Linked DNA regions of Mus musculus: all the other regions are linked to region 3. Evidence: chromatin loops called from intact Hi-C (ENCODE). Cell type or tissue: heart. All regions are shown on one strand. Each heading gives the region's core, and the rest is flanking DNA. Links, peaks and the distances in the headings are about the cores only. Region 1 overlaps Cfap46 (cilia and flagella associated protein 46). Region 2 overlaps Inpp5a (inositol polyphosphate-5-phosphatase A). Region 3 holds the start of Cfap46 (cilia and flagella associated protein 46).

Region 1 (10,393 bases), core at 1,697-9,696, 70 kb before region 3:
CGCACATAGCATGGGCGCCCTGCACAGCATCATTCCTCCCAGCAGCACTTGCTCTGGTCTTGTCCTACACATTATCAAATCCCACAGCATTGCTATTATTTTCTTTCACTCAAGTTTTTGCTCAAAATAGATTTAAAAAAAAAAAAAAAGAAAAAAAAATTTAAATTATCACAGCCTTGCTTCATGGCTGCTTGGTTCTTACCCTGGCCTTTGGATTGCTTGCCGCACCTCTGCTGGCCTCCTGTGGTCTGCTGTAGGCCTTTTAAAGCACTTACTCATCACTTCTTGCTATGTTGTTTCTGAACTCATCTTTCCCTCTAGGCTCCTAGCTCCATGTCAGCAATAGCCTCTTGGGCTGTTCCTGCTGTTCCTGCCCATGCTTGAGCAACAAAACTCTAAGAGGCACCCTGGGTCAGTGTGGGACTCACTATGTGTCTCCCTTCTCTTGGGTGTGTGTGTGTGTGTGTGTGTGTGTGTGTGTGTGTGTGTGTGTGTGCCACTACCCTGGGTTGGCTGGTACCTTGTTTCCTCTTTTCTGCCCAGTTTCTTGTCATTGTGGTTGGAAGGAGGAACGTGGCTCTTACTATTTTATCTGGAGGGGCAGTGGAAGCACAGGCTATTTAATTTAACTTGGTACTTACTGAGCACTGAATGGTTTTCCCTTCCTGCAGTCCTGGTTTTAGAACCCAGCGCCTTGTGTGTGCTGGGCAAATGCTCTACTACTGGGTTGTATTTTCATCTCTCCTTCGGTATTTCTTGGTGTACGACATGGATTCTGAAGTGTCAGTATGCCCCTGTGGTGGATTTGGTTTATTGCTTATTTTATGTTAATTGGGTTCCCAAATTTCATGGAAACTGGCACGTTTGCGTGTGAGACACTGATGGCCCCTACAACGACCAGCTGGTTCTAATTGGTAAATAAAGTTGCCTGCGGGGGGGGGGCAGCGAGACAGAGGGGGGACTTTGAGATTCCCAGGAAAGGACCACCATGGGGGAAGAGGAGAAACACCATTGCCAAGAAAGGAGAAGACACTGCCTGGCCTTAGGAGGGACTCCTCTATACTGCATGACACTTTCAGGACAGGGATCGATAAAGTCCCAGGGACCAGAAGCTAGAAATCAGAGCTGCAGGCTTAGCTCAAGCCCCATAGGGCATCCAGTTCATGTCAGCCAGGATTGAATCCCTGCTAGAGACAGGGTTGTGTAGGGCAGAGAGACCTAGACACTAACAACATGTAAGAGTCAGGGATCATAGCCCATCAGGACTACAGGTCTGGGTTCATGGTAGCCAAGATAGAATATAGATTTTAATAAGTAATAATTCAGGAATATTGGAGGGGAGAGTGTGTTAGCTGCAGGGAGGTTTGGATGTGCCCAACCATTGCGCTGTTTAAGGCATATTAAAATAGAAGGCTGTGTGTGTGTATATGTGTGTGTGTGTGTCAATGTTTCATTTGTGAACCCAAAACATTTGGGCTGGTAGTGAGGAGTGTGTGTGCATCTGCCAGGGAGTTTAGAGCAGGGTAGCAATACTACTGCTTCATGCCCCAGGAGCAGTTTGGAGGACTTTTGCAGACTGGACCATCCTGCAGTGCCCACCTTGTCTCGCTGCCCCACAACATTGAGCCAAGTGAGTCTGGGTGTCAGGTCTTTCGCTCAGTGGGATTCTTCTTTGCTATGGCATCAGCACCCATGAAACATGGGTTAGAGCTTTCTGTTCACAGCACATGGTGTCTATTCTGGAAGTGATTTTGAATGGGTAAGGGCCAAGGGAGACGTGAAAACACTTGGCAATGGTTTTCAGTGTTGGGTATGGAACCCAGGGCCTTGTGCACGCGAGTCAAGCACTCCACGCTGGGCTACACCCCCCAGTGCCTTGCTCATTACCTTTTGATGGGAGTTAACAATATTTTATCTGAAAAGTAGTTTAAAATTTTCCATTTTTAAAATTAAGTGCTCCTGTGGCTAAGGCGCTGCTCACCTCGCTCCTCCTTATGGAGACGGTTCCACAGCATCTGGAGAGAGAAATCTCGTGACAGGGAGGTGACCTCGTTGAGCATGGAGAGCCCCTCCAGGGGCAGCTCCAGGAGGAACTTGTCCACAATCAGGATCAGGTACTCAGGGTCAGGCTGCCCTGTGGAAGGGAAGTGGCAGCAGCTCAGACACAGGAGAGACCAGCTCTGAGGACGGGACGGACGTGGGGCTTCAGCTTCGTCACTCCAAGCCCTGACTTTGTGGCTAGATGACTGGCCTGGTGGCTGCCATCCCGGGCATGAAGATACGAGGGAAGACTATGTCCCCAGCTCAGCTTGTAGAGGCATGGCTGCATTGGTCCCTGACATGCTAGGGTCCCTGAGGTAGCCACTGTTTTTGATGGTGAGATCAAGTTTATGACAGAGTCACTAGGTAGTGGTACACCTTATAGGATGCCACGTCTTAAGCTATCAAGGCAACCTGCAGTTCTTGGGGTGTTTGCTGCATCTGGCTCATGGTAATTTGGCCAACTCAACTTGGGAGAAAAAGCTTGGGGCTTTTTTTTCTTTTTTGGCTGGGGGGGGGTGGCAGAGGAGGGGAGCAAGCAGCCATTCCCTTTGCCACCTGTCAGTTCTTAGTGGCAATCGAAAAGGAGACAAAATTCAACATAGGAAATTGCCTTTTAAAGGAGTCAGTCGTTAGTAAAATCAGAGAAGCTAGCCAAGAGACAGGATGGGCCCGCATTTGACCTTCCTGCCTGGGGAGTCGCACAGTGAGAGCATCCTCCTAGTTTTCCCAGTCCAAGTGAAAACAGCGGGGGTTGTGCTAAAAGTACCCCACAGACAAGGCCGCCAGGCGGATGAGACAGAGCCCTTTCCCACGGCCACCTCTGGTGAACTCCCCAACGCAGGGCAGCAATGCTCATCTTTCCTACAAGGACCAGCAGACTGTCATCTGGCCAGGACAGTGAGAGCTGGGTGTATAACACACCGCTCTTTCTTAAGGGCACTATGGGCCAGGAACTGATAATTTGCCCAGAAAGGGCAGCATGGATCCACTGTTTGATAATCCTCCTCAGAGAGCTGTCAGTCTCAGTGCCCAGAACCTTCTAGGGCAGTGTTTTTCAGCCTGTGAGTCACAACCCCTTTTGCAGGGGTTGGCCAACCGGTTCACAGGGGTCGCCTAAGACCACTGGAAAACACATTAACATTACAACTCATAACGCCAGCAAAATTATAGTTATGAAGTAGCAATGAAAATAATTTTAGGTTGTGGAGTCATCACCACATGAGGAACATTAGGAAGGTTGAGAACCACTCTCCTAGGGCCTTCTGCCCAGCCTGGGGGTGATTTTGTTCTAGGAGACCTCAAGGAGAGGAACCTTGGGTCCTGTGTAGCATGCCCAGGTAGGACTTGTTTGAGCGTGGAACCTGTGACTCCTGACCCGCCCAGGCTTTCCGTGATGGAATGGGTGAGTGTCACCACAGGGTCCTGAAGTAGCGGCAGTGGCCTTTGGGTCTGTCTGTCCCTGCCACTTACCTGAAGGGAGAGAGATTTTCCTTTCCTTCTCTCTGCCTTTATTTTTCCCTGCATCACCCACAGCTGTTGGCATCTGATTTCTGAAATTCAGAGTGACTGTGTTCAGGCTTTAGGAAACATAGGGAAACACCCACAGACCAGGCTGAGAAGCGCCACGCAGCCTAGTCCTCGCTCGGCCATTGCTGCTTAGGTTTTGTTTCTCCCCACTTTCTATGTAAACCAGGCTGGCCTCAAACTCAGACACTTTCCTGCCTCCTGTGCGCTGGGATTAGAGTCCTGTGCTACCACACCCAGCTGTCACTCAGGGCCATCTCTGCATCTGACACACAGTGCCAACAGAAGGGGACCTCAGGATGTCCTCATGCTGCTGGAGAAGAATGCCTAGCTCCACCGTCACCTGCCTGCTTTTCTCCCAAAATGAGTGCCCGAGGCTGATCCCCGGGCCTTGCTGGTTAGTTCTCACACATCAGACTCACATCAGGGAGGTCAGTGGGGCAGGGGCAGCAGCAGCAGTGGGACTCCTGCCTATAAAACACACAAAAGAGCTAGGCGCTTATGCCTGTCCTGGGTAGGGCCACACCACGCAGAGACAAGTTTCCACATGGAGGGAAAGCGCAGAAACCAGCCCTGGATGTCTGCCCCTCACATCTGGCTACTTAGCTCAGATGGGCGCTTTCCTGTCTCCAGATGTGAGGTGGGATCTGGCCTTCAGCTACACCCAGCTGGCCTGGCCTGTGGGCGCCAGGAAGACCCTGGTTACTTTGGGACTCATAGCCCCACGTACAACAGCCCTCTAGCTCCTTCTGTTACCAGCTTCAGCTGCCCATCACCTGGTGCGAGGAAGATGGCTGCCCCCCCCCGCACCCGGGAGCCTTCAGAGGAAATGACATGCTGATACCTGCTTTCTGGGAAGGTGAGCTGGGGGGTGATGGGCTTCAGGTAGTCCTCCATGTGCTCCAGGATGCTGCTGAGACTCTGAGTGCACAGGGCTTGCTCCTGAACAGGCAAGAAATATTCCTGTCTTAACCCGAATCATAGCTTGTTGTCCAGTGGTGACTGGATATGACTTGTACTCAATTGGGAAACAAGTTAGGAAGACCCCCTGGAGATCATTCGGCTCCAGCCCTTCCACAAAGAGCGCTGGCATTGCTCTCGCTTCCCCAGCACAATGCTCTCGCTTCCCCCAGCACAATGCTCCCAGTGGTTTTCCGGGAACTATCCTGACACCTCATCCCTGTCCCTGTCCCTGTCCTCTGATGACACTGAGGAATGTCCTGCTGATAGGGATCGGCCCAGGACAGGTAACCCTATGCTCTGCAGAGAAGAGGTAGCCAGACCCCTCCTCTGGGGTCACATTCAATCCAAGGACTCAGAGGAGCTCCCCACCTTTCATAGGGCTTCCCCTTCCTCCTCTTGAGTTCTGGGCCCATTACCCGGGCCCAATCCAACCTCAGAGTCTTGTTTTTTCCCTGGGATGGGCTGCAGTCTACAATATGGCTTAGAGTCTCGGGCCTCAAGTGCTTGGGTTCGGGGTCATAATTTGGCTGTGTACCTTGACCCGTGTCTGCCTCTGGAACCACTGGATACTCGTCAACAGGTCAGAGATGGCAGTTGGACTCGTAGCCACCCGAGTTACCTTGCAATAACCTGTCAAAATACACCCGAGGCCTTTACAGGGCTCAGAGCAGAGCTACTGGAGTCGTGTGGGCAGATGGAGACCCTTGTGAGGGTATTTAACCTTGACGTCTCAGAGGGGAGACATGTGATGGGAAGGTCTTCTGGGCACATTGAGTTCCCCCATTCTTCTCTGGGAACATGAGGGCTACTACCCAGAAAGTTCAGGCAGAGGCAAACACAGTGGTGATTGACAGAGGGAGTTCTGGGGAGGCATGGATCCTCTGGATCCCTTAGAGGAACGTGGGGCCTCTATTTTCTCTCGTCTCCTGGGTTCAGTCTCCCTTCCCCTCCCCTGCTCTGTGGTCCTGCTCTGGGGCAAGGATTTCTCCCACCCACTGCAACCCATCTGGAGTCGATGGGAGGAGCCCCTGCTTGTACCCAAGCTTACCGCCCACGGTTATCAGTTTCCCCTTGGGTGAAGGCATGGTCTTTGGTCTCTCAAAGGCAGCACCATACAGACAAGACCTGCAGGCAGAGCAGAGGTCACAGGCCCATTCCCAGGGGAGGTGAACAGGCAAGCACCGAGGTCTCAGGAGCCGAGCGGGCCAGTCTGCAGTCGGCACCCAAACAGGTGCCTTTCAATGTTTATTTTGGCAGACAGAGGCCTAGGAAGCAGTCTGTATAACCCAAGTAAGAGGGAAATTACAGAAGGTCTAGGAGTGCAGGCCTAGCCAGATCTATCTAACAGAGAGACCCTGTGTGAGTGCAGATCAGAGCTCCTTCCTCCCAATACATCCCTCGTCGTCATGGAAATTCACCCCGGTCTTTTCCGGGGGGGGGGGGGTCAGAAGAGGGCTTCCCTTTGTCTCTGGATTGAACGAGTGCCCATGCCTGTCAAGTGGACTAGCTGAGTCTGCCAAGTATGCTTTCCAGATGGCCCAGTTGGCCTCAGGCTAGGGGCAGAGGTGTGGTAAGCTTGCTCTGCCCATGCCTTCTGGCCGGGCTTTCTCAACAGGGTGGAGATTTACAATGGTAGGAGGAAAGCCTCACCTGTCCTGTGAATGCTGCAGAAAGAGGATCCGGAACACGGGTGGGATCTCATTCAGGATGCTGAAATGCTGCTCTGTGACACAGAGGCTCTGCCATGCCTGTGTGTGACAGGGGATGGTCACTCAGAACGGCCACTGCTCTCCCCCAGGTGTCTGGGCTGTGGAATGCATCAGTACCACAAGGGGGCAGCAGAGGAATGAGAAATTCACTGGCTCCTCAAATTGCCCAGCTCTGCCTACTTGTGGATGCAGTTCCCAGAAACCCTAAATAGCATCTCTTCAAGGTCCTTACTGCCTCCTTGAGCCTAGCTAAGGGCTTCCACTTAGCCCTGAGGCTGCAGGCTGCAGACCTATCTTGGGGTCAGTTTACCCAGACCCCCAGTTTTCCTGCTTCCTGTGAGTGAGTACTCCTAGAGGATGCACACACCTCAGGGTCCCCTCTGCCCACGGCAGTCAGCCAGCGTGGGCCCTGAGGGGTACCCCCAGATCTCCTGTGTGAGTTGCTTAATGCGCACAGCTTCAAGACCCAGCTTTGGGTTTGCAAAAATGAAATGATGTCTTAGAAAACTTTTATCAAAGAATAAGAAATAGAGAGAGCCACATAACGCCTACGTGAGGCACCAAGCGGACTCTTCACAATGGCCGTACCCATATGGCAGGTGAAGAGATGGGTCATGTTACCATATGGGGGCTGTGAATGGACTTTATTGGTGGTGGCTTGCTTCTTGCCTAGCCGCTGGCCACCTCAGTGTGTGGGTAGCCTCATCACACTGGTTCATGCAGAAGCTAGCTCTCCTTGCTTCAGTGTGTTTTGTTGTGTGGGTGTACCGATGTACTGTCTTCTCTGGCTGATTTCTCTGGCCTGACTTCATAGGGACCTGTGGAGGCTTATGGGAGTTTAAATAAGGATGACCCATCCCGCAGGGGTGGGGTTTCAAAAACCTATAGACCTTCTCAGTATAAGCTCTCAGCTACTTCTCTGGTGTCATGGCTGCCTGCTGCCAGACATCACTGGCTCTTTACCGGACTTCACCAAGACCTCGACTCCCCTGGGGCAAATAGTGGAAAGGAACTACAATTCTTTCAGCCTTCTTGTGCCTGTACCCATGGCATATGAGATTCAGAGAGGCGGAGAGGTCTTCTAGCACCACGCAGCTAGAGGTGGCACTTAGAGACTGCCCTATTAGCACTCAGTGAGCCAGCTCAGAGGCCAATATAGGTCACAGGAGTGTGTGTTCAGGCTCCCCGGCCCATTACCCTGAAAGAGGAGGCCAGTTTCTGCTCTACACTGGCAAACAGGCTGGTGGACATCTTGTCTTGCTGCCTGAGTCGCTGGTGGAGCTGCAGCAGGGCCGCCAGCTGTGAGCTGCCCGTGTTTTTCGTGGCCGTGAGCAGGACCTTCCGCATCATCTCTGAGGTTGAACAGCTCTGAAGCAGAGCAGACAAGAGTGGTGTGTGCCGTGTAGGAGGGTGGCAGAGGACAACTGAGCCGGGAGTGGCCATCTAGGAGTCTGTGTGTCACCCTCTGCTGGGCCCCTGTCGGACCAGGTGTCAGTGCTATGCCAGCCCTTTCTCCGGAGTCTCAGTATGTTCCATCATAGAGACTCGGTGTGTGTGTGTGTGTGTGTGTGTGTGTGTGGAGGGGGGGGGGATGGGGGAGACAGTGGTGAGTACTGCATGTGTCCACTGAGCTACAAGAACAGTTACATGGCTGGCTTCTATTACTTAAGGACTAGCTTGGCCTGAGGCCCAGAGAACAGGGAGGATCTCTTCTTCTTTCAACCACAGGACCACCCCATCTTGTCTAGTGGACAGCAACAGGGCTGGATGGTGCCAAGGCACTCCCACCCCTGGGGTGACAGGCAGTCAAGGGCCCTTTTGGAGATGGGCAGAGGAGGTCTATACCTGTGACAGTGTTAGGAACTGGCAGGTGGTGATGGGATCCAGGATGCCAATGCATTCCACCATCTCTATGCTGGCAGAGGCCACGATGTCCAGAAGGTTGTTGCTCAGGGAAGTCTGTATACACTGCAGCAATACCTCCGATGTCTGAGCCAGGAACCCCCTCGCCAGCACCATCCTTTTCTGTGGGCAGTGCAAAGCTCAAGCTAAGGTGGGCTCTTCAGGCGGAAGCCACCAGGGGACAGGTAGAGAATGCTGCATACCTTCAGACCTTCAGCCTTTCGGCTTTGCTCCTTGGGGGCTTCCTTGAAGACTGCCGAGGAGGAGGTCTCTACACTCCTGTCCTCTGTGTCTGTCTCCAGCGATCTCAGGCTATCCTTCTTAGTGCCTACCTACAGGGCATACCACACGATAGAAGGCGTTTGTGGATTCCTGCTTGGCTGGCAGGGAAAACACAGATGCCAGGGATGGGAAAGATGGTAAGGATCAGTGGGTCCTTCGGGTTGTAAGTGATCATGTGATATCGATCACAAGTCATGTGGTGTGGGGTCAACGGTGTTACCAATGTGGTGGGAAGAGGCAGACAATCTCTTAATGGCCCACACACAAAGTGGGAGAAAAACTAGTTCTACACAGGTCCTGTCCACCAGCAGCCTTTACCAAACCCTAGGGACAGAAATCATCTGTGAGAACAGGCTAGTACTCAGGAGCAGAAGGTGTCTGTGACAATACAGCACCCCCAAAGTCAGACCAAAACCATAGAGCCATCGAGCCAGCCAGGGAAGAAATCTCACAGCGGGATGTGGGAAACGCATCAACAAACTCAAGAGGATGAGAGCCCTACACATTCAACTTAGGAACCTTCACGGAAACGGGCCAAGAGGAAAGATCCCATCTGGAAAAGAAGAAGGAAGCTTGGAAGAGCGACGGAGAGCTTTGGTGTCAGGAAGCTAGCTGCACAGCAGCAAACAGGCCACACCTAAGGAACAAACATGGAGGCACTCTGGGGCCTGGAAGGAGGCAGGTGTGTCTCCTGGAGCCTCCTGAACTCCACACAGGGGTCCCTGCATGTTTAGAGACAGCTGTTCCTCGCCATCTTGAAAAGACCCTAACTGAGGGCAGAGAGGAGGGGTCGTGCTTCTGGATGTAAAGTCCCTGACTCTGCTACCTGTGCAGATGCTACAAACACCTGCTCACCAAGGGGCCCAGCCCCATCTGCTCAGCGGCGCGGGTCTTCCTGCTCTCCTGCTGTCTACAGCCTGGGGACTGAGCCCAGGGTTTCAGAGCTGGCTGGCTGGGAGCTTCCCTGGGTTTTGAGTCCTGGGCATGGCTTGCTACCATGGAATGTGAGGGTTTCTACGGGAGCTTGTCTGCTAGGCTTCAATTCCAGTTTGTTCATGGAAGCTGGCACCATCTTGGGGGTAGAAGTACCTCTGTTTAGGCTCTTAGGATGGGAACTCAGAGACAGACAGACAGACAGGCTTGCAGGAGCTGCTGCTAGGGATCTGAGTTCAGTCGCTGCTTCTGTCAGAGAACCCTAACCCTAGAGTAAGGTGGGCCTGATTGGAGCAAGAAGAAGGGGATATTTTCCCTTCTTTGAGATTTCCAAGGCTGTGTGGTATGTAAGAGGGTCACGGAGCAGACACCACTCATCCCAGTGTATTTTAGGATCGAGGTCAACACCCCCAGGGACCTGTGTACAACCAGACACAAGTGACCAAGACATAGAGATGCTGGGGCCAGACCCTCCCGAGTTGAATTGGTGAAACACCTCTGACATCCCAACTCCACAGCTGAGGTGGAGAAGTCGGGGAGCAGACTGCAGTAGGAAGAAGGGTCACCTACCAAGAGTTCCTCCTCCCAGCAGAAGGAAGGGTACACCGGATCTGTCTGCACGTACAGCAGATGGAGAGCCTTCCCAGCCAGGATCAGGAGCTGGGCACGGATGTCCGTGCAGCCCACACACAGTGGCTGCAGACTCTCCAGCTGTGTTAGCACCAAGTGAGGCAGGGTCCTCTTCAGGAAGAACCATTGCTTTGGGAAGACAAGGAGGTGTGTCACCACCAATGGCTCTCATGTGACCTCCGCCCAGTCACCCAGAGATCTCAGATAACTTCCTAGCAGAGAACATCTGGGTACTTTGACATATGTCCTTTATCTGCACAGTCCTGGGTGGTAAGCATGAGAGGGTGAGTCTAGGAATTAGACACTGGAAAGATCATATAAGACATCTGCTCTTACTATAAAGGAGAGCTCAGTGATAGAGGTCAATAGTAGGATTCATTTATGTTCACCTTGACTTGTCTCATGGC
Region 2 (10,393 bases), core at 1,109-9,108, 200 kb before region 3:
GAGGTTCCATCACTACTGTCCCTTAGATGGGCTGTGTGTGGCAGTACAGGCCTTGCTGCTCTGGCTTTGAAGAGCAGCTGTCCTTGAGAAGGCCGGGGCTGTCAGGTACCCTCCTGTGGATTTCCCGCACAGTGCTCTTTGCTTTTGGCTGGACTCAGCTTCTACCTGGACCATTTTCCTTAGCCAAAGAGCTTTCTGTACTGTTTATTTCAGTACAAGTCAGCTGCTGCTGATTCTCTCAGCCTTTGTTTGTCTGAAAAAGTTCGTTGTTCTCATTTTTGAAAGCTGCGTTTATTGGGGATGAATGGGAGCTTGTCAGTTCCCTCACTACTTCAAGGACACCATGTCATTGTTTTCTGTGTTTCATTGTTTCCGACCAGAGCCCAGCCCTTGTGTGCATCTTCATCTTCTTGTGGATAATGTGCTTTCCCGGCTGCTCGCTTTCATCTACATCTACCTTGTTTGTAGCAGCTCAGTTTGCTGTGTTCTGGTTTAATATTGTTTATTTCGAACGGTGCACCTACAGGTTTGCCTAAGTTTGGAGAACATTAGTCCCCTCTGTCCATAGATGCTGCTTTTCTCCCGGCCCCCTCCTCCCTTGCCCTGATTCAGTGTTGCCCAGAGAGGCGCAGCCATCCACATGGCATGGGAGCCCCTATTGCATTGCATTGCTTTGCAGGGATGCTCACTCTTTGTCTATCCTGTGAGATCCTGATTCTTGTCTGTCAGCACCAGAAACTCCTTTCTTCTGTACATTCCTATTTTCCTTTAGGACTCATATTTATATTTATCATTTTAACATTCTTTTCCACTAGTCCTATTACTTTTGTCCTTTCTGGGCCTGGATCTGTTGGTAGCTTGTTTTGAAAAAACTATGGCCCTGATGTTATGCGACCCTTCCCATGTCAGGTAGCTTTTTACTCACATTTGTCTGGAGGAGGGCAGCATGTGCCAGTGTCCTGTGTGTGTAGGTCCGACAGCAACTTATAAGGGTTAGTTTCTTTCTGCTACTGAGTGTGTCTTGGGGATTACATTCAAGCCATCATCCCACATCAGGCATTTGATACCAGATGAGCTTGGTACCCTGTCATCTCTAATCCTCACTCCTCGGGATCTCAATTCAGTGCTCAGGGTTGGTGCCCAGGCATTTCTTTCTCCGTCTTCACGCCCTTGAACATGTTGAGATCTGTGGCTGCCAGCTCATCTGCTGCCTCTCTTTCCTAGACTTAAGGTTTCCCTTGGGGTCCTTCCCTAACATCTGTACTTTGGGTCATATGCTGTGCCTGCTTCTCACCAGCGGCAGAGAAGGAATGGGCTTTTGTCCCACATTCTGGGCTGGATGTGTGGTAGGTACTTTTTCTCTAGCCAACCTAGAGATGATGATAAAATCAACCTACTGGGCTTTGACCATAAAAAAGGGATGGTGGGAGATGCAGTGAGGCTCTGCCACATTGGCTGATGAGCATGGGCTACTGTCTCCTTTAAGGAAATGCTAGTCACTGTCACTGTCTGCACTGTGGGGCTGCCAATGAGAGCAGCAGACTCTGGAAGTCACCTACACATGGTGTGTGGCCTAAGTGAGTCCCAGGTATTCCTATCAGCATCTTTTTTGTTTGTTTGTTTGTTTTTGTTTTTTGTTTTTGTTTTTTTGAGACAGAGCTTCTCTGTGTAGCCCTGGCTATCCTGGAACTCACTCTGTAGACCAGGCTGGTCTTGAACTCAGAAATCCGCCTGGCTCTGCCTCCCAAGTGCTGGGATTAAAGGCGTGCACCACCACTGTCCGGCTCCCATCAGCATCTTTATCCCTGGGAGGCCCCATGGTGTAGGCATCTCACAGGCCTGAGTAGAGACCAGAGACTGCTATGTGGCTGCTCTCTGTATGCCAAGGACACAAAGAGGACTTGAGTCCACTGTGGCTATCACTGATCTTCCCCTCTTTCCTCCTTCCCTCCCTCCTGCTTGGCCCATTTAGGGGCTGTGTGGGTCTCAGAGTGATGTGAAAAACAGTTTTAACCATGGCCTGGTGGCTTGGAGCACATGGGTGGGAAGGAAGGCACGGCGTCTGGGCTTTTGCTTATTGTGCTCACTCTTTCCCTCCCAGAGAACTACTATCCAGTGACGCAATGAAAGAATACAACAGGGCGCGTGTCTACCTGGATGAAAACTACAAGTCACAGGAACACTTCACGGTGAGTCGTTTTTAAGCTATGGCATGAATCCCAGGCCAAGGGAACCTGAATCTCAGCTGTCTCCAAAGAGTACTAAGTCGGCACGCATGCCCTGTCACAGCAGTGTGACTGTCCTATGAAAAGCTTCTCACGTTCTGTTGACTGTTGGACGGCCCCAGTCCTCCCCAAACCCCAGCCTGGCAGAGCTGGTGGCCGAGGCTCAAGAGTGTATCTCATTGCTGGTCCAGAGAGAGCATGGGCAGGAGCTGGGGTGGGGGTGGCCAGCTCAGGGAGGCTGGCCTTGAGATGTCCGACAGAGAGGAGGACCCAGGTCTCCAGCGTGGCTTAGATGAGAGATTGAACTGGAGCCTGAGCTGCTCAGTTCCCCTGCTCCTGGGCTTGGCAATCACTTTGTAAGCCCTGAGCAGGCCTTCAGAGGGAAACCTGCTTCAGAATGGGTGTGCCTTACAGTGGTATAGGATAAAGCCTGCACCGACCTCATAGGAACTGTCCCTCTTCTAGAAGTGTCCTGGGTCATAGCTGCTTTAGGAGGCAGGAGGCACTGGGAAGGGCTAGGAAGTATCGAGAGATGTTTGAAAGCCTTTGTAACTGTTGGCTTGGAGAACGGCATCTCAAGCTCTGGGGTGCCTAGGCCTTCAGGGATTGAGTTAACTTTCTGCTCCGATGCCTTTTACTTTGCTCTCTGACATGTTGTCACATTCATAGGTTGTCATAGGTTGTCACATTCATAGGTGCTACCTCTCTTCTCCACAAGGTGAGATCTAGCAGTGGCCCTTGTCTGTCAGCCCATCTTCTGCCATGGGCTACCCTGAGCAGCTCCCTGGCTTGGCTTCTGTTGGGTATATGGAGAGATATAGCAAGGGTGTATGTCATGGTGGGCAGAACAGGGCATGGCTCCTGCCCTGCATCTTGTGTGTGTGTGTGTGTGTGTGTGTGTGTGTGTGTGTGTGTGTGTGTGTATGTTTGTTTGTGAGAGAGACAGAGACAGAGAGGGGGAGGCAGGCTTTGGGGTTGTCCTTAGGCTAGAGAACCCCTGTCAACCTGTCAAGGTTTCAGTCTCTGTGTTTGGAGCATTCAGTGCCAGGTATGTTCTATCTTCTCAAAGACATTTTCTTCAAACTCACTGGTGTTCCACCCACCCACTTTCAGAGGTGTCCTTCCTCTAGCCCTGGCCTGCTTAGAATATAGTCCTCCTGCTTCCCCTCATCTTCCCTTTGCTGCTTCTGCTGCTGGCTTCTTCCTCTCAGCTCTGTGCTGCTTTCCTTCTTGTAAAAGGCCCCTCCCTTTAGCCTTCTGGATTTCCTCTGCCAATACCCAAATTTTTTATCTTCTTAAGTCAGATTTACACAGATGAAAAAGACAGGAGATATCAGTGAAGATAGACATCAGACTAGACACAACAGACAGAAAGGGGGTAAACTGAGGGAAAGCAGTGGAAATTGCTAGAAATGAAAACAACCCTGAAAGGGTCACTCTGGGATGATGTCATGTGGCCTGGCACCATGTCTCTAGGGCCTTCCAGAGTGCAGAGGGAACAGAGATGCTTGGACAAACAATGGCTAAGGGTTTCCACAATTTCACAAAACTTACACTCTTAGATCCGACTGTGGCAATGGGATTTGCAGCAGAAAATGCAGGCAGAATCTTAGTAAGGTGCATCACCGTCGGACCGGGCACCAGTGCTGCAGAAGGCTCAGCAGCAGCTTTCCTGTCTTTCCTGCATTGAGGCCTTGCTCCACTAGTGCATCATCTGTAGGAAGGTTCTTTTCTCCATAACTCCCCTTTGACTTTATAGACAGAATGACCTAAAATACAGGGAAGGGAGGATAAATCCCACGTTCACAAACAGGGCTGGTTTGACACTGCAAGAGCCTTCATAGCTGGGCTGACAGAGGAAGAAGGTCGCTGTCTGAGGGCAGAGCATGACATGTGGTAGATCTGCTTTGCTTTGTTCCCCTTTGCTTGTCAAGAAGTTATTATGCCTTGGCATTCCTGTCCTGGTACCCAGCTTCTCTATCGACAACAGTGTGATATGAAGTGCCTTCATGTCTGATGAATGGTGATGATCAAGGGCTCTCCATGTCTGTCTGGAGTCATTGTAGGTAGCAGAGAGTAGAGGTCTCTTATCCCAGATTGTAACTACAGTGGCCCTGGGTCTTTGAGCACCATCCACTTCACAGCCCTTCACTGTGTTTCTTGCTGTGTTATGGCCTTTAGTGAGGGCCTTAGGATGTCCTGGTAGGAAGGACCTCCACCCTTGGGGTCCTGAACATAGCTGGCTGCATCGGACAGCTAGGTAGCCATCCTCCTGCCTAGCCTGGCACCCCGTAGCTTCAGACAGAGAAATTTAATCTTTGTAAGATTGATGGTATCAGCTGAGTGTTTTTAGCTGAGTCTGGTTCAAATAATAGGCCATTAATTGAAAAAGGAAATTGAGATGAATTTATCTTATACATAAATGCTGTCATGGGCATTAATGGGGATCAGAAAATAGTGGCCTGTTTCCAACAAGCTGCTGGGCTGAATGAACTGCACCTGCTGCATGAGCTGACGGTGGGGTGGGGGTGGGAGCCCCTGGTGATGGGGTAGACTCTAGCTTAAGATCTGCTGCCTCTGTTGCTGGTGATGCTCCAGGGGCTTAGAATAGGAGACTTGCAAATGCCTTTGCTGCCAGGAGGTGGCACCAGTGCAGCACATGCAGCCCCAATGCTCACTGCAGGGATAGCTCCGAAGATTTTTATCCTGAGATGGGGACATTAAGTTCTCTGTGGCTTACTGTGGCTACCATGTTTGCCTATCGATGTGAGATGGATGTCTGCTGTCTATGCTGTACAGAAACCATGAAAACGACCCCTCGATGCTGGGCCCCTGGCTTTGTCACTGCTCCTTGTGAGTTTTACATGGAAAATTGTTTATTAGAAGTCTGGGTCTTTAGACATTCTGCCAGACTGGCATGTTAGGTTGTTACCACTGGAAAATCTGGGTCCCCATCCTGTTCCTTGTGTTTGAATGTTTCCATTGGAAGAGGATGTTGGCCTTGGGCCAACAGAATGGCTAATTGTGAATCACAGGAGAGGGCAGGAGTGAGCGTACTGTGTCCTGGAGCACTACGAGTACCTGACTTTGCTTCCCTGGAGAGCCCGCCTTGGTTGGCTTAACTTGTTTTTGTTTGCTGTTTTCTCCCAGGATTGCGTGTACAGGTCCCTGTCCCATGTTTAGAGTCATGGAATGGACTTGTCTCCTGGCAGACAAGGAGTCTGGAGGGCTAGGAGTGTGTGTGTGTGTGGGGGGGGAATGTGAATACCCACAGACCTTCTGGATGGGGTGGGAGAAGGCAGTGGCACCTTGGAGAGAGGGTGACAGTCATGAACAGAAGAGAATCGGAGGCTGTTGGTGGGTGTGTTTAATTTCAGGGACTGGGTGAGTTCCTGGTCCAGTTGCAAGGAACTTGGATCCAAAGAGGTGAACTCAGTGAGGCATGAGGGAATCACAGGGACTGGGGGGCCAGAAGCCAAAGTGCAGCCGAGAAAGAGCTCCTCGAGGAGGATTTACAGGAAGGCAGAGGCTACGTTCCTCTCCATGCTGCGCGTCTAGGCCAGTACTGAAAACACTGGGGAACAACATCCAGGTAGGAAGGCCCTGGGCCCCATGCAGTGTGTGGAAGCTGGCGTTGCTGAGATGAGAGATGGCTCTGAGGCCTGTGGCATCCAGAGAATGGTTTGTGCTTTTGATTGTTAGTGTCCTGGTCAAGGTGCCACCAGTTTAAACATCAGTGACATAAGTGAAACACGTGGCTCTTCTGTTGAAGTGGTTTTATGAGGCTCTGTAGCTACCTGTAGAGGAACTAAAAGAGCAAGCAATGTGCTTCCCAAGTGGTACCCAGCCCACCACACTGTGCTGTCCTCACTCTGGGGCCCAGCGTTCTCATGAGCTCTTTCAGTGAACTCCTTTTACATATCTCTTGGCCACCACCTGGTGCAGGAGTGGAGGTACAGGAACTCATCTTCCTAGAGGCTGAGTCATTGCTGTTGGGCCCTAGAATGCCAGATGCCCATGGTGTGCTCCTGAAGGGACATCTGCATCCTTCTGTGGGCTGGGGCCATCATTGCCACTCTCCAGGCCCTACTGTCAGCTTCCCTGTGGCTTCCTGTTACCTGACCTGTGCACTGGCTTGCCTGCTTGCTTCTTCCCTTCTCAAACCCTTGTGCCCTCTTCCTGAGGGACAGCCGGCTCCTAGAGTGCATGTTCGTGTACTGGCGGTACCTTAGCTAGGGCCACTCCTCACTGCCAGAGACTGGCTCAGTGAGGACGGGGGCTCTACCACTAAGTGGAGAGAGACACCACATGTTGGGAGGGAGTTGGTGGGAATAGACCCTGTGAGCCAGTCATGTTGGTAGAAGAGTCATGGGTGAGATCTATTAAGTTACGAGGCTGCGCCCTCGTAAGAACCCTGATTTCTAACAACATGAAGAACCCCTGACCTTGTCAGAGTTGGAATCACAGTGCAGTTGAGGACTTGTTGGATGCCAGGGCTGCTTATTCTTAGGGCAGCCCTCTTGGGCCTGCCAGATGAGATAGACCTAAGAGGGAGGGTCCTTGAAGAAGAGCCTAGCTGGAAGCTGAGCTCTGTGCTGTGTGGATTAGAGGATAGAACGATGACCTTGAGGTGCTGTGAATGGTAATCAGAGTTCAGAGGACCCAGAAAAAGGAAGGGAGGGAGGGAGAGAGGGGGATGAGCAAGCCCACCTGGCATTAGAGCTACTTCCTGGGTTTATGCCTCTTGCCTCCAGTCTCCAGGGCTCTCGGCATCACAGTGTGGCACAGTTGGGTTTCACAGTAAGCCAGCCATGCAGATTGGACACTGAGGAACTACCTGGGTGAAGTTTTCCAAGTCTGCGCTAGTGTCTATTGATCAGACACTCTAGCAGCATGGAAATCATGTGTCTGATTTAGCCAGCCACTCGGAGGAGCATAGAAAACACATCGCTTACCTCCGGACAAGCGGGCGCATCAATAAGAGTGCGTGAGATAACGGCTTCCTTGTACTCTTGCTTCAGAATGGCAAAGTGAGGAAGAGACTGAAAATTTATTTTCATATAATTCCACCACTGTCTTGTTTTGTTGCTTAAGGGGTGCCTTTCAGCATGGAGTGTTCACCAGTGCGTTGCTGGCTGCTCACCTGAGTCTGGGAAGCCAGAGGCTGTGTTCTCTGTGGTGGGCTTCAGACATGGCCTGGTCCATGTCCTCAGCACATCCTCTCATCCCATTCTGGGGCCTGATATCTACCGTTCTGGTGCCTGAATAGGGGAGCTGTCCCACCTGGTTTTGTGTCAGCTTCACACAGGCTGGGGTTATCACAGAAAAAGGAGCTGCAGTTGGGGAAGTGCCTCCATGAGACCTAGCTGTGGGGCATTTTCTCAATTAGTGATCAAGGGTGGGAGGGCCTAGCCCACTGTGGGTGGTGCCATCCCTGGGCTGATAGTTCTATAAGAAAGCAAGCTGAGCAAGCCAGGGGAAGCAAGCCAGTAAGGAACATCCCTCCATGGCCTCTGCATCAGCTCCTGCTTCCTGACCTGCTTGAGTTCCAGTCCTGACTTCCTTTGGTGATGAACAGCAGTGTGGAAAGTTAAGCTGAAAAAACCCTTTCCTCCCCAACTTGCTTCTTGGTTATGATGTTTGTGCAGGAATAGAAACCCTGACTAAGACAGGATCCAAAACCCAGGTCTAGGGCTATGGTCCTTGTCTGGCTATAGAGCCAACCCTGGGTGGCCTCTCGAAACTGCAGCTAATTTAATAGCATTCCTGTTGGGAACTAGAAGGTAATAGGCTTCTTGGTTTTGCTTCTGCCTGCACCCAGAGGAGAGAGCACTGAGAGCTGATATGACCTGGCCAAAGCTCTTGTTTCTAGAGTAAAGTGCTAGGGAACAGGAGGGACTACCCCCTTTCAATGGAAAGGAAATTCTTGACCAGCCAGGGGGAATTTGAAGGAGTCATACCTTACTAATGGCTTATTGTTGGAAAGACTTTGTTGCTATGGGTGGCATAGCTCCTGAGAGGTCTGAGAGGGCTTAGTGTGCTGTCATAGGTCCTCAGGGAGAGAGCTGTGCCATTGGGGCAGTTGACAAGAGGCAGCATCAGTAGGTTTCTCAGTACCACCCTGTCTCGACCTGGGCTTGCCCATACCTTGCCTCAGGCCAAGGAAGGAGACCGGATAGCTGGAGGTAGAACATTCCCGGAGGTTGCACATGCTTTTTAAGGTGCAGGTGCCTGGAGAAAAGCTTGCATGCTGTTCTGTTGGCGGCAGGCATGGGTGTGGTGGTCTGGGTGGGTAATACCAGGAGAGTTTGGGGTACTTAAGGAAACTCTAGCCTCATCTGTTCCCCTCGGGATCTTATTCACAAGCAGCCTAGGTGGTGGATAATGGTAGTTGAATGGTGTCCTAGGCAGGTCAGAAACTGGAGATTCCAGTGACCCATCTTATTTAGGGACAATAGCAGGCTATGGGTGGCTCCAGTAGGCAAAGTCTACCTCTTAGTTTCAGGGGCAGCTCTGTCAATGCAAACGTCCTGCTGTCTGCTTTTGCAAGGCTCTTGCTTGGCAGAAGGCCTCAGACCCGCCCGTCAAGATTGCCTAGATACCTGGATGCTGCTCACATGTGGGCTGGTAGTTCTTTTTCTGCCCTCGTACAAGGTCAGGGTCTCTTTCTTTACTTTCTCCTCTGTGTCGCTGCCAGTACTATTGGGAATAGGTATTTCTCGGAGGTATAAGACAGAGCACTTAGGCATAAGATGTGTGACTCTGCTTTCGCCCGGGTGTCCTGAGTTTTCTTGGGCTCTAGGATTTATTTGCAGAGCGTGGGGTGGACTGGGTTGGTGATAGTTAAATTAGGTTAGGGAGAACGTGAGGTGCTGAAGGCTGACAAGGGGCTGTCATACATTTGTCCTTCCTGGTGTGATGTCCACATTTGCCCCCATGCCCTGAGTGTCCTCAGGAGGCTCCTGCCCTGTGTGGCCTGACTGCCCCAGCAGAAGCCCTGGTTCTTCTGAGGGCGAGACTGATGAGTGGAGGCTGCGCTTCCCAGAAGCCCCTTCCTTCCCACTGCTCTGTGGGTGCTGCCTCCCTGCTTTCTCCTAAATAAAAGGTTGGGAGAAATTTGTGGGCAATTAATGGAGTTGGCTGATGTTCTTTGATCTGAGGAAGAGGAGGGAAAGGCAAATGTGTTTATGATGAGGGACTAATCTTGGCCAGTAGTGGCCCCCTCTGCACTGGGCCCTGCCGTCCTCCTCCTCACTGGAGACCTGATGAAGTGAGAGGAGCAAGATTGGTTTTCTGAGGGCACTGGGCGCCCTGCACTCAGTTAAATCATGGCTGTCTGCACCCCTGTCGGGTGATGACCTGCCCTCCTGCCTCAGTACCATGGCCCTTCGGGATGTGATGATGTGCGGCCGCAGCAGCCGGGCCGCAGTGAAGGTGAAACTGTCGTATCGATCTTTTTAGCACTAAAATATGAGCCACTTTACGCTGCTCCCCGCTGCTGTGATGTGAAAAATAATAACTCGGATCCAAATTAAAAATATTGATCCCTGGAAGGTGTTGAAAGTAAATAAACACCTTCCGAAGTTTTCGGGTCAGACGAGGAATGGTATTAAGCAATAAATGTGTCGGCACGTCACACTCAGGGTTCTTGATCTGTTTTTCCTCTGAATTGATTTTTCATTATTTACTTCCTAAAAGTGTTGGAATTTGGTCCTCCACCGTTAAATCCCAGTGTTTGGGCAAATGATTTCTTTGGGGCTTATGAGGTGCTCCTAACCCACTCCCTCATTGATTGATTGATTTTTGACTCAATGAGCTTGCAGTCTACGCTTTATTTAGGACTTCCATCATAATTTTTTATACATTTAGGCCTGACTTTTTTATTTCCCTGTAACAGATGAGCTGACATTGGGCTATCAAAGTGGGGGAAACAATTGCCACGAGGTTCATTTTGTTACCGGATCCATGCATCCTGAGGAGCTGTGGAGCTTTTTCTGGCTACAGCCCAGGCCCTGAAGGGAGTCTGCCTAGCCCAGGACATATGTTTAGAACAGGCTAAGCCTCATGTCTCCAGGAGGGGAGGTGCCTGTAAGGACTCCAGGATTTGCAAGTGACTGACACTGGTTCTTATGAGCTCAAGGACAAGCTGAGATATGTCTCTTAAGAAA
Region 3 (10,393 bases), core at 1,248-9,247:
ACGCCAGGATCCACCGCTCAGTGCAAAGCCAGCAGGAGTGGGAGAAATTCCTGCTGATGGCACAGACAGCTATCAGCACTTTAATTAAGAACATTTCCAGTCGATACTTTGAAGGAACATCTCATTTACATCAACTTCCTCTTAGAGGTTTTCCAAATAGCCACAAGCAGGTCCCCAAGCCGGTAGGCTGAGGTCTGGACTTGAACTGGCATCTTTGATGCTGGAATTCACATTGACAAAATCCACCCGGTCTCTTGTTTGTAGCAAGATCCTCACAAAACCTGTGAGAGACCCCCTCTTTAGAATTTGCTGATAGTCTGTGGCTTTCAAGCAGCAAGCCCAGAGCTCCCATGCCCAGGTATCTGGGAACCCAGGTGTGATGCTCATATTGGCATAGCTATTTGCCAAAGTGCCTACCAAAAGCAAACCCACAACCAAACCCCACTACACTAATGTTTTAAGAAGCATGGACCAGGAGTAAGGGCTGTGTCATTATTTCCTTTGCTTTGAATCCCGATGTGTCTTTAAGGCGTGTGGCAATATCCATAGATTTCTAGGAAGAACCCGCTGACAAGTCAGAAACCCAAGCCCTACCTTGGAAGAGAGAGAGAGGTCTATGTGAATCGTAATCAGGGACTCATCAGGGCTGTTAGGGCTGCCACCCCACTCACAGCATCAGCTCTGCCCGCCACTCCTTGTCCTCCTCTTCTGTCTGATTTAACACAGTGATGATTTGGGAGAGGCTGGGAATCACGAGGTGGTGGTATCCAGGCTTCAGGAAGGGCCGCACCATGTTCCAGTAGAGGACAGAAGCATTGAACACCAAGAAGTAATACCTGGGTCAGGAGTAGAAATCAGAATGTTGGAGGCACAGGGCTGGGGGTATCCGGGTTCCTGGACCCATTCAGGAGGGGAGTGAAGGTGTGTCCAATCACCATCAGACGCAGGCACCTCATTTAGGGTACTCCTCACCAATCTGCATCGGCACCAGGATGCAGAGCCACCCCGACAGCCCTTTCCCACACGAGCAATGGCTGTCTCACTCACAGTGGTGATGACACGGCTGGGCTAGGTTCAGTCATTCCACAACTAACCACACCCTATGAAAATACAGTCAGAAGCAAGGGAGGAAAGAACATGGAAGGCTTCCTGGAGGAGGTGGCATCTGACTGTGACCTGGAAGAAGTCCAAGAATCAGCCAGGAGCTGAGTAGGCAAAAGATGGTCAGTCAGACAGATGAGTGTGTTGCAGTGGAAGTGAGGGACTGTAGGACAAACTCCATGTCCGATCATAAGCTCTTGAGAAGGGTGTTGAAGATGTATGAGAGCTACCTCCCAGCATCTTCCTCTGAGTGGCAGGTCATCACCTGAGGGAGTCACACAGGGCACTTTCTTACTATAAAGCTGCTTTCTGGAGTGGACAGGCTTGACATTCTATTACTGGTTGGTTACTGGACAGGTCATTGCTGCTCATTATCCAGGAAGGAGGGAGAGAAACCAAATGGCCAACTGCCGGACCAGTGATTCCCAGTCACCTGTCGGGCCCATTTATAACTGTCTCCAAGACCCTTGCAGTGGGACATGGCTAGGAACTGGATGGATCTATTTGAAAACATTCACTGTGCTAAGATCTCTGGTGTAGCACGGGCTTCTGACTCTTGGAGGGAGGGAGCAGCAGTGGGTGCTGGGGTGGCTCATCCAGGCTTGTAGGGCTGCACCTTGGACCCTTGTGCCTATGCATTCAGTAACTTGATAAGGATATCAACCAATGAGCAGTGGGCATGGGCGGGATGAGCAAAAGCTACTGCTAATGTTGGGTCCCACTGCATGTGTGCCAATGCCAGTGTATGCCAACTTAACCATTTCAACAATCGAATTTGGGTTTGGGTAGGGAAAAAAAAAAAGACAACCACCATCTAAAAAGCGGTGCTAGAGTCGTGGCTGCAGCCAGGAAGCCTTGGCTCAGGGCCAGCGGACTACAGTCTCCACAGAAGAACCTGAAGCGTGCCCTTCTCCCTTCAGAGAGACCCAAAAGCCAGGAACAAGGAGTTCTGGGGGACAGGTTGGGAAGGAGGCCACCGAGAAAACACTTTGAGAGCCATCTACAAATCTCAGTGAGCCCTGAGCAAGCACAGCATAGGAAGTCTGCATGGGTATGGCTGGCCTTCCCAGCTAGTAAGACAAGCCTGTGTCATAACTCCATTCGTTACAAGCACAAAACAGAAAGGAGAAGGGATGGATGTCAGAAAGAGAAATGACATCGCTTGCTTCTGTGGGCACCAGAGTCTTATGCAATCAAGTAGAAGCAGACAGACAGTTCAGCATACCTACCTCGGTTCTCCTTTTGCAAAGTTTATGGCCTTCATGTACTGTGTCACGCAATTTTCAAATTCTTCCTAAGACAGCACAAAGAATACCCAGGTGAGCCAACTAGCCACCCCAGCACCCACTGCTGCTCATCTTCATTCCTGGCATCCAATGCAAACTGGTTTTCACCCCAGCTTATGCACAGTCCGGGGACAGCGAAGACCCTTGAGCAACCACAGCTGGCTGTGCCTGTGGGTTCCAGACTCTCCCACCTCCCGCTCTGCCCAGCCCAGGAAGGGCTTTGGGGGAGAGAAGACAGAAAGGTCATAGCACCCCCTTGCAGAGGTGGGAGGTCATATGGACTCATGTCAGGCACCTGGCGAGTACCGAGCGGAGAGAAAAGCACAAATGGGAACTGCCGATGTTTTTTGCATCACTGTGAAGGAGACTCTGGTTCCTCAGTCCCATTTTGCTTTAAAGCTTCTCTAAGACCTGCCTTGCTGCCATCCCTGGAGGTGGGGTGAGAAGTGGAGAGGGGTAGTCTTACCACATTTTCCTCTGACTGTGGGGCACAAAGCTGGGCCCTGCACAGGTGCGCTCGGCCCAAAAACTGAGTGATTGGCGCCTTCACTTTGAAGTACATCTGGATGCAGTCTTCGCTTATCTCAGGCTCTTTCATCTGTAGGAGATTGAAGCCAGGAAGAGGAAGGAAGATGCCCAGGATGAAGGCGCTCTGGGTCACTGGTGAGGCTAGCTTGGTCATTTCTATACTCACAACACTCATCAAATGTCCCATCCACCCTAACCCTGTGCCGTTTACACCCAAAGATGTGAAGGTGGGGACAGGTTCATTGTGTGCCAGTGACAGCCAGTCACTCAAGGGCTTCACCTTGAGTGCCTGCTCTGCACACAGCACAAACAGGTCCGGGCTGAAGCTCTCTGTGGGGTCAAGCTCCGACTTTCCCAGGTTTGCAGACTTGATCAGTTCATAAGCTCTTCGCAGGGCAGTTGCATCTATCGGGCAGAGGATCAGCAGAGGGGCCCAGCATAGGTATGTCAGAGAGACACAGTCCACAGTCCCTGGAAGAGCCTTCCTCTGGCACAGAAATATGGGTCTGAATTCCTGGCCAGGTTGCTTTCAACCATCCCCACTCAGCGACTAGGCCAGGGTTCAACAACTGTATCCACCGCATCGCATCACGGACTTTTGTGCCACTCTACTTAGGTCAAGGGGTTCCCATCAGCAAAGTTAGAGTGAGACCCACCTTGTTGATTCCGGGCACGGGCCAGTTCCTGCGTTATGATCAGGTCCATGGCCCTGGAGGCCCTCAACTATACAGCTCCACTGCTGGACCAGTAGCGGTTGCCTAGAGACGGGGCCCAGACCAAGGACGCGGGAGCTCGGGGCGGGGCTACACTTGAGGAGTCCGTGACGCTGGGAGTAGGGAGGGGAAGGGGGCGGGGAAGTAGACAAGAAGCAGGCGGAGCGGAACTGATGGACACCGAGTGAGGCCAGGTCAAGAACTCTTGAGTGTTGAATTGGCACCCAGGGCACCCATACCATGCTGTCTTCACTTTCCTTGCCAGGCTGCGCTCACCTCCCATCCATCCACCCATGTTTCTGTGTCCTGCTCTGTTGCGGCACAGAAAGACAAGGGAACTCCACAAAACCTCCCTGCTCCGGTAAGCGCGGGCTGGACGGATGCAGGAAAAAGATCTAACAGAAGATGCCTACCAGAGCAGGAAGGTGGGCTGCTGGGTACCAGTCGGACAGGGAAGTTGCCAGCCTCAGAAAGCGTGCCCCTTTCTATCTGCAAGGGCCACCTGTGGCGGGTCTACATGTGTGACATTATCTAAGGGATCTGAGGAGTGAAGACTGAGTAGACCCGCCTGTAGCTGCTGCCTGGGCAAGAAGCCTTGGAATTGGAGCAGTTCTGGGATCAGGAAGGATGCGGGGGGTGGGGTGGGGGGACGCCACAAACGCTCTAGAGCCCTTGTTCGAGGATCACTCTTAGAGATGACTTTCATTAAGACATAGTAGTCTTGGAGGTCCAAGCTGGGGCAGAGCCCGGAGCTGCAGGAGGAGCTGCGCTTCATCAGCTGAGAAGCAGTGGTCGGTGGGCAATGATGGAGATCCCCGGGGCAGCAGGTGGGCAGCAGGTTAGCAGGCGTATAGGCAAAGACAAAGCTGACTCTAGTATCCTAAATGAGCGTTTAGAACGGCGTGCAGAAGGACAAACGTGTATACAAGATCTAAGGGAAAAAGCCGCAGTCCCCAAGGCCACGCCCCCAGTGACCTACTTCCTCTAGCCAGACACCACCTCTTAAAGAATACCGAACCTCTCGAAATAGCGCCACCTGCTGGGACTATGAGTCAGCACATGAGCCCGTGAGACCTTAGCAGGCGCAAACTAAAAAACCACAGAGGGAGAAACAGATAAAATCTTTCCTCAGAAGTAGAGTCTTCTGATCTTTTGAAAGAAGCTGTTAGGAAAATGAAAAGGTAGACTACAGGTTAGAAGAAAACATTCATAATAAAATCTAATACAAGACCTGTGTCTAGATTATATAAGAGTTCAATGGATAAATCACAGGCAAGTTTTAGAAGATGCCAAAGACTTGGATAGACACTTGACAACGTGAGCTACTTGACTACCCAGTGAGCAGGGAATGAGTGCAGCCGCCACCGTTGCCAGTAATCAGAGAAACAACACAAAGAAATGCCTCCCACATTCAAACCCATTAGTGCAGCTAAAATCAAGAAGCCTGATGATAGAGGTCCTGGTGGGGACAAACAGCTGCATGTGCCACACAGCTGGTGGGGATAAAGTGACAATCACCGAAAAACTGGGAGCTCTAAGTAAACTGAGGCATGTACTTGACTCATGACCCAGAAATTCTCCTCTTATAATGAGTACCCTTTGAAGTTCTAGAGACCAAGGGAGGGAGGGAGGGGGGAGGAGGAGGAGGGAGAAGAGAGAGAGAGAGGGGGGAGGGAGAGGGAGAGGAAGTTAGTTCATGGCTGCTTTGTTCAAGATAGCCCAAGGCTCAGTGACCCAGATAGCCAACAAAGACCTCAATAAAGATGGTTGGTCACACAAGGGGCTGTGGCTAAGCAATAAAGAATGACCCTGCAGGCAACAATCCATGATGAGTTCTGGCAATGTGGAACAGTGGGCATCTGGTGTGTGTGTGTGTGTGTGTGTGTGTGTGTGTGTGTGTGTGTGTTGTGTGAGAATGTTGGAGAGAGCCATAAAGGTTTCTCACTGAGAGGCTGGGCTGTTATGCTCAGACCTACTGTCAGAGAAATTGATGGTGAAGTTTCCCCCCTGGCTTGGTGCTGGACGCAGGTGGTACACGTTCACCAGGCCTTTTAGCCAGAGACATCTTGGTTTATGTTCATTTTTTTTTTCTTCCATGATAGAACCAAAGAAAACACAAAGCCCCTGAGTTCCAGTAAGGAACTCCACCTGGAAGGAGGTGCAACAGAACTGGGGCTCCTCCTAGGCCTGGGCAGATCATGGGGGTCAGGGGATCCAGGGGTGAGATGTCTACCACAGGAAGTTTTGAGGTACTTTCTTACTTTCCAGAACTTGAGGGTGCTTAGGGCAAGAGTCTGTTAGGGTGGAGAGCACATACATGGGGTTTACTGGGGGTGGGGGCAGGGGCGGGGGTTTCATGGCTCCAGCTACTGTCCTGTATCATGGGAGTTTTATCTTTCATATGGCCAACCCGAGAGGATATTGAAATTCAATTCTGCAGTGTGGGTTTCATTGAATATGGGTCTCGTTTGCACTTTCATGAGGTGGGAAATCTCAACCATCTGTGTGGGGGTGTGTAATAAAATTGAGTATGCCTGATATAATTCTGAAACGTAAATGTCATATATGTTTTTCAAGGGTTCCCAGAGCAGTATTCCACCTTGGAAGTAGCAACCTTGCGTCTCTCCACTCCAATGACAATGCTGACGTGGATCTTTATTTGTAAAGGTTCTCTGTAGTGCGTATAGAGCAGTAAATATAAAGATATTTACTTCCACCGAGTAAACATCGCTCAAACATTATGTAGCCCTGTGTTCCCAAATCCAAACACATTAAATATTAAAACTCATTTTTCCTGGTTACATAGTAGCTATAAATATGAAGAATGTGACACAAAATATTTTTTTCTTGCTAGATGTGTTTCATTTTGCCAAGGCCACTCAGGCCCCTGACTCCAAGAGTGTGATACTATGGAGTTCATGATGCTATCTCTGAAACTTACTCCCTCATCTAGCAGATGTCACCCGCTGCTCTTTGTCTGTAGAAGTGCTGGAGACCGAGCTCTGTCTCCTGGCTGACCGCAGAGACCCTCGTGTGAGGCTCTTCTGAGGTGGGGCCACCTGAGATTGGGGTTTGCTGGCTTTTATTCAAGTTGTTCTTCATACTCCCTTCTGAGTCTCAGATGCCCAGGTGCCACTGGCCCCCACCCATGGCAGGAAGTCCTTAAGACCCTACCGGGCAGTTGAGCTCAGTATCGTCAGCCTTTCTGATTGGAAATGTCATTTTCGTCCACCAAGGGCACATTCCTACCCCTTCTAGACACAGCTGGGTGTCCTCAAAGCTGACCCACCTTGGGCAGTATTTCCTCAGCATGGGGTCCCACAGACTATGGCTGTCTCTCAAGGCCCTGCACTTTAAGCACCCAGGAGGCTCTGCATGTTTATACTATGTGGTTATGGCTCCCTGACTCCTTGAAGGATCATATTTTGCTAGGTTTCAATAAGTTTAAGGAAACGGACACAAAGACTCCCCCCGCCCATGCCAGCTCGTGGGAAAAACCCCAGAAGATGGACACCCAAAGCAATGTTAAGAAAGGGCTGGAGGAACACTGGCCACTCTCAGAAGAATATCGTGCCACCACCACCTAAGGGCTTTCCAAAGCTGGCGAGGGAAGATCTACACTAACAATTGCATCAGGGGGACACAAAGATAGTATCTAAAGCATTGGCTTTTCCTCCTGATACTGTCCATCCAAACTACCTCAGGTTTACCTAGGTCACCACGTCCTGCACACATCACTGCTGGTGGGCTAGGGACTATCACTGGCTGGATGTCCCTTGGAGGAGGTCAGTTGGCTGCTGGCCCACATCCTCCATGCCAGGAAGAAACAACTGTGGGCTGCAGAGTGGTGAGCGTGTCCCCTGTCCACACTGCAGCAGTCGGTTCTTCATGGCTGTGGATTCACATTGAGAGCCACTGAGTCTGTTTTGATGATGGCACAAGAATTCCAAGAATACTGAGTCTGTTGATTACACACACACATGCATGTGTGTATGTGTGTGTGTGTGTGTGTGTGTGTGTGTGTGAATCAAAGGTGAGTTATACATGGGTGTGAATGTGATTGTGCTGGTGTGTGTGACTGTAGATGTATGAATTGTGTACGTATACGAATGTTGAGCTAGTAGTGAGTATGAACACAAGTATGTGAATGTGTGCAGTGTATAATGTAAGTGTTCACAGGTGTGACTATGGGAGTGTACATACAACCTTCTTCTGGCCCAGGAAGCAGGCGTACAATCTCTCTCCCTTCAAATAGCTGGAGCAGGGCTCTGGGTGGTGGGCAGAGAATCAGGGCAGAAAGCCCTGCTCCTCTCCCAAACCAAGCCTGTACTGCCTAGTCCCTCACCAGGAGGAGGAGCCTGGTGCCTTTTAGAAGTGCAAGGGAAGTACAGGGCAGGAGGGGATGCCTACTTATCCTCCATTTTCACCTCAAGGAACAAGCCCAGAACAGAGAGGACATTGCCTCCCTGGGCAGATGAGTTTCCTGTGGGGCTTAGCAGGGCTCTGTACCCCACCTGCAAACAGAGTGAAGCATCACAATATCCTAGCAAACCAACACCCCAGCTATCCAGAAACCCAAACTTCTTCAAATGCCAACATTCCCAGCCTCCCAGTATGCCTAGGATCCCAGCATCCCAATCCTAATTTTCAACATCCCCAGCATCCCAGTGTCTCCAGCATCCCAGTGTAACATCCACTATTCTACCACGCAATGTCACTGACATCCTGCATCCCCAGCACCCTAACACCTGGCATCCCAGCATCCTGAGTTCCTGGGGTGCCTCTACCACTGCGAACTTCTCAAAATCACCAGGAAATGGTCCTTATGACTTATGCCACATGTATTTCCACTTGGGTCTTTCTCCATTGATCAAACTTGTCCCTTTCGTCCCTGCTTTGTCTGTTCCCCTTTACAAAGGAATGCGCTCAGACAAGACACAGAAACCCTCTACTGCTCCTCCATTTCCAGTGGGGCCCACCACCCTCATGAGTCAGCCAGGTAACATACGGGGTGCCAGTTAAACATGGCATCACATAATGAATCTTCTTAGTACTGTGCCAGCATATGTAAAGACTTTATAGAAATGCTAAAAAGCCTGCTCTTTATTTTAGCTGACATTTAGATTTTACTTGGCTTCCTTCGATAGTGTGCAACTATCATCCGGTGCCTCTCGCCACATCTTTGCACCCTACAGTCACAGTATGGCTCAGGTGGCACGGGCACATCGAGTTTGTCCTTGTTCATGGAAGGGGTGGCACATCACAACCTGTTTCCCTCACTTTCTCCCATCTAAGTGCCATGCATTCACTCAGCATCATTTACCGAAGGCCCATGTGGCAGCTACAGCCACTGCAGCTAGGGCCACTGCAGCCTGGGACTCCTGAGCCTCAGCATGGAGACACTCTGAGCAACATGGGCATAACAGGATGGCAAATGGAATCCGTTTTCAGGAGCATTGTCTTTCCACCCAGGTGACAGCAACCCCAAATGTTTTGCATCCTTTGGGTCAGAACAGAGACCCTCAGCTTGTCTCCATATCTCTCACCTAGTTTTTAAAGACGTTTTTAGTGATTTTTTTTGAGAGTTTTACATCATGCAGCCCAGTCTGCCTTATCTCCCGATCACCTCATATCTACCCTCTACCCTTACAGCTTCCCACCCAAAACAAAACACACACAAATACACATACACACCACCACCACCACCACCACCACCACCACCACCACCACCACCACCAACAACAACAACAACAACAACAACAACAACAACAAAAGCATAGACAATACCTCATCATGGAAGCTGTAGAGTGTCACAGTGTGTCCCACAGTCCACCCTTCTGTCCACACATCTCCACTTGCAAATGTTCATTGCAGTGAGTCCTTGGTCTGACTCAAGATCTTCAGCTTCTGTGACACCAGCAATATCGGTTCGTCATCAGGACTCCTTCCGGCTAGTGTGTAGTTGCCCTGTGTCATGGAGATCCTGCAGCTTTGGATCTGGCCCATCCATTCATCTCAACCATTCACAGATGATGTAGATGTTGAACTGGGCCAATTCAGAGCCCTGGATCTGGGCCTGCATGATGGCTGAGCTGGTCAGCCTGCCTGCTCTCCCTTATCCGCCCACCAGGGCAGGTTCCCCAGCACTGCTCCAGCCATGCCATCTAATGCCACCTTCTGCAGGGTCAGCTTTCCTGCTCTCATGCCATCAGGACCCCCTCACCTGTTACACATACTCCAGAGCCAGCTCCACTGTGTTGCAAGTCAAGGTTTGGGGCCTACTCTCCCAAGTGCTGCAGTCAGTGAGGGGCTGGGCCAGCTCTCCCGCTCTTACACTGTTGGGGCTGGCTTACCCTTGCCTTGGCCATCTGGGCCAGCTCCACTGTGTTGCCCAAGGCTAAGACTCTCACCTTCATGACCTCAAGGCTAGGCCTACCAGCTACTGCAGGTGGTGAGGAGTAGCTAGTGGGCATCATCCCCACACCCATACTTCCTCACTCCAGACTAGTGGTAAGCCAGTTCTCCTTCACTTTCACCCTTGGGGGAGCTCACCTGAACCCCCCTACACACACCAGGGCCAGCTCTATTGTGCTGTCCAGATGAGAGTCAGGGCCCACTCAGCGAAGGACAGGGACAGTTCACTCATTCTCATGATCCCAGGGCCAGTTCCCCCAAATGAGGCAGGTGGTGCATGGGGTGGGGCAGCATCACCCTTACAGCCATACCACCTCATGGTAGACAAATGATGGAGCCAGCTCTTCCATG

What was found. Hi-C counts contacts between places; a loop is a spot of excess contacts. Peaks named below come from ENCODE experiments on the same cell type or tissue, not always from the same donor. Only the 100,000 strongest peaks of a DNase experiment are listed, where the experiment ranks them.
Region 1: a loop joins it to region 3, with 10 times the contacts of the local background. A loop is called at or near these places in 2 of 42 quality-filtered maps.
Region 2: a loop joins it to region 3, with 5 times the contacts of the local background. A loop is called at or near these places in 3 of 42 quality-filtered maps.

The regions. Positions count from the first base shown.
Region 1 is chr7:139,609,996-139,620,388 of GRCm38, forward strand. Cfap46 (cilia and flagella associated protein 46) reads right to left here. Exons shown (of 59, transcript NM_001302546.1): 41 at 9,927-10,115; 42 at 8,345-8,473; 43 at 8,085-8,264; 44 at 7,437-7,607; 45 at 6,181-6,278; 46 at 5,579-5,655; 47 at 5,066-5,160; 48 at 4,412-4,509; 49 at 3,514-3,593; 50 at 1,982-2,134. The region is part of intron 5 of Gm33031 (a long non-coding RNA gene); the gene reads left to right. Among named protein-coding and RNA genes, the nearest start is that of Nkx6-2, 32 kb to the left of the region's middle. In heart, for the core only: a CTCF peak has its summit at 6,362 (motif pointing right); a DNase peak (open chromatin) is centred at 6,346; H3K27me3 peaks cover 5,086 bases.
Region 2 is chr7:139,479,531-139,489,923 of GRCm38, forward strand. It overlaps Inpp5a (inositol polyphosphate-5-phosphatase A), which reads left to right. Exons shown (of 16, transcript NM_001127363.1): 4 at 2,102-2,189. Among named protein-coding and RNA genes, the nearest start is that of Gm46004, 96 kb to the left of the region's middle. In heart, for the core only: a CTCF peak has its summit at 4,866 (motif pointing right); DNase peaks (open chromatin) are centred at 4,892 and 5,261; H3K27ac peaks cover 392 bases.
Region 3 is chr7:139,680,151-139,690,543 of GRCm38, forward strand. Cfap46 (cilia and flagella associated protein 46) reads right to left here and starts at 3,665. Exons shown (of 59, transcript NM_001302546.1): 1 at 3,572-3,665; 2 at 3,196-3,320; 3 at 2,854-2,985; 4 at 2,331-2,395; 5 at 672-836. The coding sequence starts at 3,620. Gm32680 (a long non-coding RNA gene) reads left to right here and starts at 3,904. Exons shown (of 3, transcript XR_389968.2): 1 at 3,904-3,989; 2 at 5,731-5,877; 3 at 6,206-6,592. In heart, for the core only: a CTCF peak has its summit at 4,680 (motif pointing left); DNase peaks (open chromatin) are centred at 3,721 and 4,611; H3K4me3 peaks cover 1,187 bases; H3K27ac peaks cover 730 bases; H3K27me3 peaks cover 2,095 bases.